Linked DNA regions of Homo sapiens: region 2 is linked to region 1. A link is an interaction called in ENCODE POLR2A ChIA-PET data of the cell type or tissue named here. Cell type or tissue: GM12878. All regions are shown on one strand. Links, peaks and the distances in the headings refer to the core of each region. The heading gives the core; the rest is flanking DNA.

Region 1 (4,410 bases), core at 337-4,336:
AGCTTAGAAGCAGATTCAGCAGCCTCAGCCAAGTCTTTGGATGATGCAGCCTTGGCTGGCACCTTGAATTGAGCCTTGTGAAAGACCCTGAGAACCCACTCATCAAAGCTGCTCCTAGATTCCTGACTCTCAGAAACTGTATGACACAGTTAATGTTGGTTGCTTTAAGCTGCTAATATTTGGGGTATTTTGTTAACATAGCAACAAACAACTAATAGACCTACCATTTGTCTGTTCCTGTGCCAGGTACTGGGAATGAATATAGCTTAAGAATTTGCCTTCTAGAACCTAACAGTACTCAGGGAAAAAAAAATCAAAACCAAACAAACCAAAACAAGACCCAGGTGTATAAGTACCTACTTACAACACAGTACAACAAACGCTGCGAGGGAAATCCCTACAAGTGCTGTAGGAGACAACAGATATATAATAACGCACTCTATTTGGAGAGAGAAGGGGTACAGAAAAGCTTCACAAATAGACATTAGCGATTAGTCTCTAAGAAAAATCAGGACTTTTCCAGGCAAAAAAGACAGAATAAAATATGCAAAGACCCAGAGGTGGGAGACCCATGGTGTGCCTTAGGGAATGTGTTCAATTCCATGTAGTTATGGCTAAGGATTCATATGAGGATTCCCTGCTAGGGAAGATCAATTTATCCTAAGATATGAGAAGCCATTGACAGATTTTAATGAGGAGATTGACAGAATCAGATATATGTTTTAGACAGACAGCTGGTGTTGGATCACAAGGAGGGCATGGTAGAATTAGAGACAAGGAAAGATGGAGGCCGTATAGAAAACTACGGTAGTTCTTTACAGTAGCTACCCACGTTAGAGACTAGTGAGCTTCTGATGTGATTGTATCACTCATATTTTTCACTGATCATGTATATATATTTTTTGAGACAGAGTCTCACTCTGTCATCCAGGCTGCAGTGCAGTGGTGCAATCTCACTACAACCTCCACCTCCTGGGTTCAGCAATTCTCATGCCTCAGCCTCCCAAGTAGCTGGGATTACAGGTGTGCGCCACCATGCCTGGCTAAGTTTTGCATTTTTAGTAGAGATGGGTTTTGCCATGTTGGCCAGGCTGGTCTTGAACTCTGACCTCAGGTGATCTGCCTGCCTCGGTCTCCCAAAGTGCTCGGATTACAGGCAGGAACCACTGCACTCGGCCAAGACATATTTATTATATATTATTACATATTCAGACATAATAATTTTTTTTGGTTTTCACTTTGAAATGATTTCAGATTTATGAAAAAATTTCAGGAATAATGCAAGAAATTCTTATATACTCTTTACCCAGCTTCCTCAAATGTTAACATGCTATATAACCACAGTATAATTTTTAAAATCAAGACATTGACTGGGCCCGGTGGCTCACACCTGTAATCTCAGCACGTTAGGAGGCCAAAGTGGGAGGAACACTTGAGGCCAGGAGTTAAGAGATCAGCCCAAGCAACATAGGAAGACCCCATCTCTACAAAAAATTAAAAAGTTAGTTGAGCATGGTGGTGTGTGCCTGTAGTCTCAGCTACTGGAGGAGGGGGTTGAGGTGGGAGGATCACTTGAGCCTGGGAGATCGAGTTTGCTGTGAGCCGTCATCAGGCCACTGCACTCCACCCTGGGTGACAAAGTGAGACTCTGTCTCTAAATAAATAAATAAAATCAGGACATTAAGATTGATACGCTTTTAATTAATCAACTGACTTTATACAGATGTTCCTTGTTGTCTGATTAGTGTACATTTTCTGGTCCAGGATCATACCTTGCTTTTAGTTGTCATGTCTTGTTAGTCTCCTTTAATCAATATCTCAACTCTTCTTTGTTTTTCATGACCTTCACGCTAATGAAGACTACTATCCAGTTATTTTGTAGAATGTTCATCAACCTGGGTTTAGTTTATCTAATATTCCTCATGATTAAATTTAGTTATGCATTTTTGGCATGAATACCATAGAAATGATGTTATGTGTTCTCAGTCCATTGTATTGAAAATCATATGGTATTGTTATGTCTCATTACTGGTAATGTTAATTTTGATAACTTGGTCAAAATTTTTTTGCCCAGGTTTTACACTATAAAGTTTTACACTATAAAGTTATTGTGATTCCTTTTGCAACTAATACATATTTTTTGAGAAGATACTTTGAGACTATGCACATTTCCTGTTTCTCATCAAAACTTTCACCCACTAATTTAAAAATTATTGGATTAAAATTACTTTATTAATGCTTGAATTAATAATTATTTTAGTGCTTGCCAAATGATGAAAATCAGGAGATTTTGAATTTTTTGTCTGGTGGTTTTGAAACATATTCATAAATTCTTTGGTATTCTGTCTTTTAAAAAAAATGGAGCCTAATTCCCCTTTCCTTGTGTGTGAGCTGTACAGTAGTTGGCACCTCTTTTCTAGTGAACAGTATATGGCTGAAGTGGCTTCTAAGGCCAGATCATAAGAGGCATTGTGGTTTACTTTTTGATCTTTCTCTTGGATGACTCATTTAGGGAGAAGTCAGCTGCCATGTCATGAAGACGCTCGAGTAGCCCTATGAGATTCCCATGTGAACAGAAATTGAGTCCTCCTGCCAACAATCAGCCATAATTTGCAAGACACGTACATGAGCTACCTTAGAAGAGAATCCCTGGGCCCCAGATAAGCCTTCAGGTGAATGCAGCCCTGGAAGACATCTTAACTGCAACCTCATGAGAGACCCTGAGCCAGAACCAACCAGCTAAGGCACTGCCCGATTCCTGACCTACACGCATGGGGGTGTGAGATAATGTTTATTGTGCTAAGCCACTAAGTTTTGCTATAATTTGTCATGTAGAAATAGATAATGAATACATGCTGGCAGGTAGGAAGGAAATCATCAGAGACATGTTCAGGAAGAATTAATACTAGGAAAGAAAGTGTACCCCCACCCCCACCAAAAAACCATGGATATGTTTTTTATGCATTTAAAAATGCATATTAAAATTATAATGAGATTCTACTTTTCATGAGATCAGCTAAAATTGAAATCTGATAGTACCAAGTGTCTCATACACTGCTGTCAGAACATAAATTGGTACAATCAGTTTTCAGAAAACAGTTTTACATTACCTAGTAAAGGTGAAGTTACACATACCACCAGATAGATTATCAACATCCTACCCTTATATGCACACACCAGAAATAAGTGCACATGTACATCGAAAAATATGTACATCAATGTTCATAGCAGTATTACTCATAAAAACCTGAAACCAGAAACAAGTATCCCTCAACGGTAAGAAAATTGTGGAAGATTCATTCACTAGCATACTGTACGTTAAGTGAAAATCAACAAAATATAGCTACAGGCAATAATGTGGATGAGGCTTAAAAACAATGTTGAGTGGAAAAGGTCCCACACAAAGGAATATATATAGTATGAATCTATTTATGTGAAGTTCAAAGGGAGGCAGAGTTAAGCTATTTGTTTTAGGGATGATTACTTAGGAGGTAAATACATAAAGAAAAGTAAGAAAAGTGAATACCATAAATGTCAGAATAATGGTTTCTTTAGGGAGGATTATATACAGGTTGTGATTGGAAAGGGGCTATGGGTGGGGGCTTTCGGAGGTGTTTACAATATATCATTTCTTTTTTTTGTTGTTTCCTTTAAAAATCATTCCTATTGGCCAGGCATGGTGGCTCACTCCTGTAATGCCAGCACTTTGGGAAGCCGACGTGGGTTGATCACTTGAGCCCAGGAGTTCAAGACTAGCCTGGCCAACATGGCGAAAGCCCGTCTCTACTAAAAATACAAAAATTAACTGGGCATGGTGGTACACACCTGTAATCCCAGCTACCCAGGAAGATGAGGTACAAAAATCGCTGGAACCTGGGAGGAGGATGTTGCAGTGAGCTGAGATTGAGCCACTGCCCTCCAGCCTGGGCAACAGAGACTCTGTTTCAGAAACAAAAACAAAAACAAAAGCAACAACAAAAAAAATTCCTATTGAAATTTAACTTACATGTGATAAAATTAATGTAACATTTTATATATATTATATATAAAATATATACTTATATATTATATATACTTATATATAATGCATTATATATGCTTATATATAATGTATTATATATGCTTATATATTATATAATACATCTTCTAATATATGTGTGTAATATATAATGTAACCTGTATATCAGTTTCACAGATGTTAACTTAACAAGCAAAGTTCATTGAACCATGCATTTGTATTCTATGCACTTTGTTATATATCACAGTTTAAAAGGTCCAAAGTAGAGTATAGACAGGCACAGTGGTTCATGCCTGTAATCCCAGCACTTAGGGAGGCAGAGGCAGGAGGATAGCTTGAGCTCAGGAGTTCAAGACCTGACGGGGCAACAGAGCAAGATCCTGTTCTCCACA
Region 2 (4,410 bases), core at 164-4,163, 80 kb before region 1:
CTCCAGAGTAATCTCTGGCCTAGAAGTCTAGATTTGAAAGTTGTAAGAATGCAGTAGGCGACTCAAACCATAGGAGAAAACAAACTTGCATAAACAATGAAAAGACAAGTGGGGCCAAAACACTGGAGAACACTAACATGTAAAGAGTCATGGAAAAAGATGGGCTTGGGAAGAAACTATTCTTAGGAATGCTACTTATTCTTTTCATCTAATGGCCTCACATTTGCCTCCTCTTTCTCAAGCATTCAACATATTATTTCTTTTTATTAAAGTCATTCTTGTTTAGACGCCTTGTTTAAATATCTTCTCAATCCCATTTCTACAGTGAGGCCTGACTAAAGTAAAAATGAGACTATCCCCTTTGGTATATGTATATACCAAAAGCCAAATACCAGTGAAAAGCACATAATTTTTGCTCATCTTTTCATTTTGCCTATTTCTTTTCTTTATGCCTATTTCTTGAAAGTGCAGAAATGTTAGTTAAAATAGCTTTCTAGAAAAAGCATAATTCTATGAACAATATATTTGACAAAGTAAAATTATATTAGGCTAGTCACTGGGATTTCGTGACTAGAATTTGCTCCAAAGTTATTAACTAATTTTTCTTTGCTACCAAGTCTCCTTCCTAATCTGTCTCCTAAAGTCCAAGTACAGTAATAAATAAAGGTTGTCAAGGGACCGTTTCAAAATAGGGCTAAACTCAGAAGAATATCATGGGGTTTTTAAAGAGACAGTTGCTTGATTCTGATTTAGACTAAAGGGAGAGCACAAGCATGGCCATCATTCCTTAATGAAATGAACAGAATATATCATATTGGGGGTGGGGGGAAAGCCTAGTCTTTATTTTTAATAAATCAATGAATGTTTTCCATTTGGAATGTTTTTTAAAATTATAGTGGCTTGGGTTTGAGCAAAGAATTACATCTTTCTTTTTAAAAATGTTTTGACTTGTTTGTAAAGACAGATCTCACTCTGTTGCCCATGCTGGTTTCAAACTCCTGGGCTCAAGTGATCCTCCTGCCTTGGCCTCCCAAAATGTTGGGATTATAGGCGTGTGCCACCGTACCCAGCCAAGGATTACATTTTTCACTTTCAACAAATATAAAGGCAACACTCTAAATACAGGCCCTGAAGAATTAAAGTTGTCTACGTTTCAGTTTATTATCTCTTGTCTAAAGTATTTTTTCTTCTCCACTTCATTCTGGGGTCAGACATTCTGAGGGGTAAGACAGTTTCTCACTCAGCAGTTGTCTAAGCAAAAAGTTGAATTCACACAGAATAATAAAATGGCTTAAAAGCATAGACTTTAGAATTAGACTAGCTGATTTTTTTTTTTTTTTTTTTTTGAGATGGAGTCTCGATCTGTTGCCCAGGCTGGAGTGCAGTGGCACAATCTCAGCTCACCACAACCTCCACCTCCCAGGTTCAAGCGATTCTCCTGCCTCAGCCTCCCGAGTAGCTGGGACTACAGGTGTGCACCACCATGCCCAGCTACTTTTTGTATTTTTAGTAGAAATGGGGTTTCACTGTGTTGGCCAGGCTGGTCTCGAACTCCTGACCTTGTCATCCACCTGTCTCGGCCTCCCAAAGTGCTGGAATTACAGGCGTGAGGCTAGCTGACTTTTAATCCAAACTCCAACCACTTACTAGTGGGGTGATCCTAGCAAGTTAACATACTGAAACTAGTTTCCTCAACTATAAAATGGGATACAGTTGTACATATCTTAAAGGACGGCTATAAGGATTATGTGAGACTGTTTACAACAGTACACACAACAACCCAATTAGTTCCTTTTATCATTTGGATCAATTTGGACTTTGACACTTTATAAGGTCTACTTTCCCAGTGTATCTTGGGAAAATTAAATAAGAGTTAATCTCCCAAGGCAGTGAAACATGAATAAAAATCAATTATGATTAGTATTAAGAAACAGGTTTTATATTTATGTTTCACCCAAAATAAAATCCTAGTTATTCCTTAATTGATTTTTTGTATTCAATTAAATGTTAAAGATTTAATGCAGCCACAAAGTATATGTTAATAAAAATTGTTTGACTTGAGATTTACATTTACAAGGCTTATTATTATTATTATTATTATTATTATTATTATTATTATTATTTTTGAGACAGAGTCTTGCTCTTGTCACCCAGGCTGGAGTGCAATGGCGCGATCTCTGCTCAGTGCAACCTCCGCCTCCTGGGTTCAAGCGATTCTCCTGTACAAGGCATATTAAACACAGGATTCCCGTGGACTGGACATTAATAACATTCTTACGGATCTTCTTTGGGATCTCGATGTTTCATTATTTAGAGTAAAATAATCTTAACTTACTGTGGGAAATTTTTCCAAAGCCCACTGAAATATAACTAATTTAATTCAAATAAAAATTTCCAAAAAGAGTATTTAAAAATATCCCAGGTCTTCCTTTAGTAGTGTTATATGAAAATTCAACAATAAATATTACTAAAAGCAAATAAGAAAAGTGGTATAACGTGTTGTTTGCTTTTAAACAAATTATTACCCTAGCTGAGAATCACTGCTTTAGAATTACCTTATTCAAAGGGATTCTGACATAAAGTAAAAAATAGCACTACTATAAAATCTAAAGGGTCATTAGGTTTTTTTCACTCAAGCAAAACTGCACTCAAGTAGGCACATTTTCAGAGACAAAAAGTTTAACATCTAAGTTTTTATCATTTCAGTCTAGATTCATGTCCTTGAATTCTTTTAGGTAATAATTCTAATAATTTAGACATGGTGAATGACAGAATTTTACAATAGTTTGTGTGAAATCTTTTATGATGAATTCTACACTTACATCATGACCTGAAATTTGTTAAATCGATTTAGATTCCAGAGATAAGACTGTCACTTGAGATGGAATGCTCCACCTACATTTTCCTTAGCCTTCTTCCTTTCTTGCCAACAGGCTCCACTTCTCTGATTCGTCCATAATTTTTTTGTCTTTATCAAATGTTCCTTTCTCTTGAATTAAACCTTAAAAGCAGAAACTGTCCATCTCCAGGGTCTACTTATTACAACACTACTCTGCATATAATTGATAGTAAACATATTACTTGAAGAAAAAGACAGAATACAACTTACAATATATTATCTAATTATATTTTATAAGTTTGGTATAAACAGATGTTATATTGAGCTCATCATGCCAGGACAAAGATCTAAGAAATTAACCAACTATTTAAACTATTAGAAACTAATTAAGGGTATCGCTGGAACACAGTAAAATATGGGCAGACCTCGAGAATTTTTTTCTCCCCAATAAAGGTAGGTTTTTGATGTTCCTTGCATCTGGTTGTTACCTACTGAGAAAGAAGGAAAGTGCGCCAGTTTCTATGTAATATAGGCAACTGATGTAAATAGAAAAACGGGTTCAAGTTTGAGTAACAGAAAAGGGCTAGGCTCTATGAATTTCCAGGTTACTGCTGCCATGGCCAGTGAAACTTGGTAACTCCATATACTGATCATGGTGATGACTAAATCATAGAAGACTTCATGGATAATAAAGTGGATGTTAAAAACTTAATGATCTTAAGATAAAAACCTTGACAGAGACTTTTTTACATTAGAATCATGGATTTAAGGAGAAACCATTTGTAAATCTGGTGAAAAGCTTGATTGTATAATCATGCCTCATAAGTATCTATGTGTTCTCTCAGCTGACTAATCTCACTCTCTACTGAATCAAAATTAAGTCTAAAGGGTGAATTAAAAATCCTAAATGCTTTTGGTCAGATAAAAAAGACAATTCAAACTACCATGCCTTTAAGCATGACTCATGAATAAGTGCAAGTTATATGTAAACTAGATCCAGGAGTCTGAAGTCATTCACATTTATTTCACTCTTTTTACATTGAGGATCAGGTCACATATAAAGGTTTCCCATGAAGTCCTTGTATCATCACTAGAATCAATAAGTAGAGAAACGTCCTTGTGATCTCTAAGTTATTAAGCAATGTCTCCTTATCCATTTTTGAAAAAGAACTTTATGACTATGTACTAAAACCAGTGACTTACGGCCATGAACTGGAAACCACATTCTTGATTATAGCAGCTATGAAAATACAGAAATATCTAGAGGATGTACCCAGTTCAATGTCTCCACAGACTTTTTAGTGCTGCTTATATATGCTTCAAGTGATGGCAATCATCTGATTTTTCTGCTTCACATTTTAAGATTCCCTATTTTACAGAAAGGGTTTATGAGAGGTTTATAAATACAAAAAGAGACCAGGATGCAAAAGTAAGACATCACTGGAGGTATTCAGAGGCTGGATGACAACTTGAAAGGAACACTGTAGACATGATCCAAGTATAGGATAGGTGGTTAGAATAAATGACCATTAAATTCCCTTCTAACTCAGTTTTATAATTCAAAACTCAGA

The links. Peaks named below come from ENCODE experiments on the same cell type or tissue, not always from the same donor. Only the 100,000 strongest peaks of a DNase experiment are listed, where the experiment ranks them.
Region 2: POLR2A ChIA-PET joins it to region 1 with 5 read pairs; 4 of 35 experiments call an interaction of 5 or more read pairs at or near these places.

The regions. Positions count from the first base shown.
Region 1 is chr3:150,363,584-150,367,993 of GRCh38, reverse strand. No RefSeq gene overlaps it. Among named protein-coding and RNA genes, the nearest start is that of LINC01214, 42 kb to the right of the region's middle. In GM12878, for the core only: no CTCF peak of the experiment used is centred there; a DNase peak (open chromatin) is centred at 2,523.
Region 2 is chr3:150,443,030-150,447,439 of GRCh38, reverse strand. The region is part of intron 1 of TSC22D2 (TSC22 domain family member 2); the gene reads right to left. Among named protein-coding and RNA genes, the nearest start is that of TSC22D2, 37 kb to the right of the region's middle. In GM12878, for the core only: no CTCF peak of the experiment used is centred there; no DNase peak of the experiment used is centred there.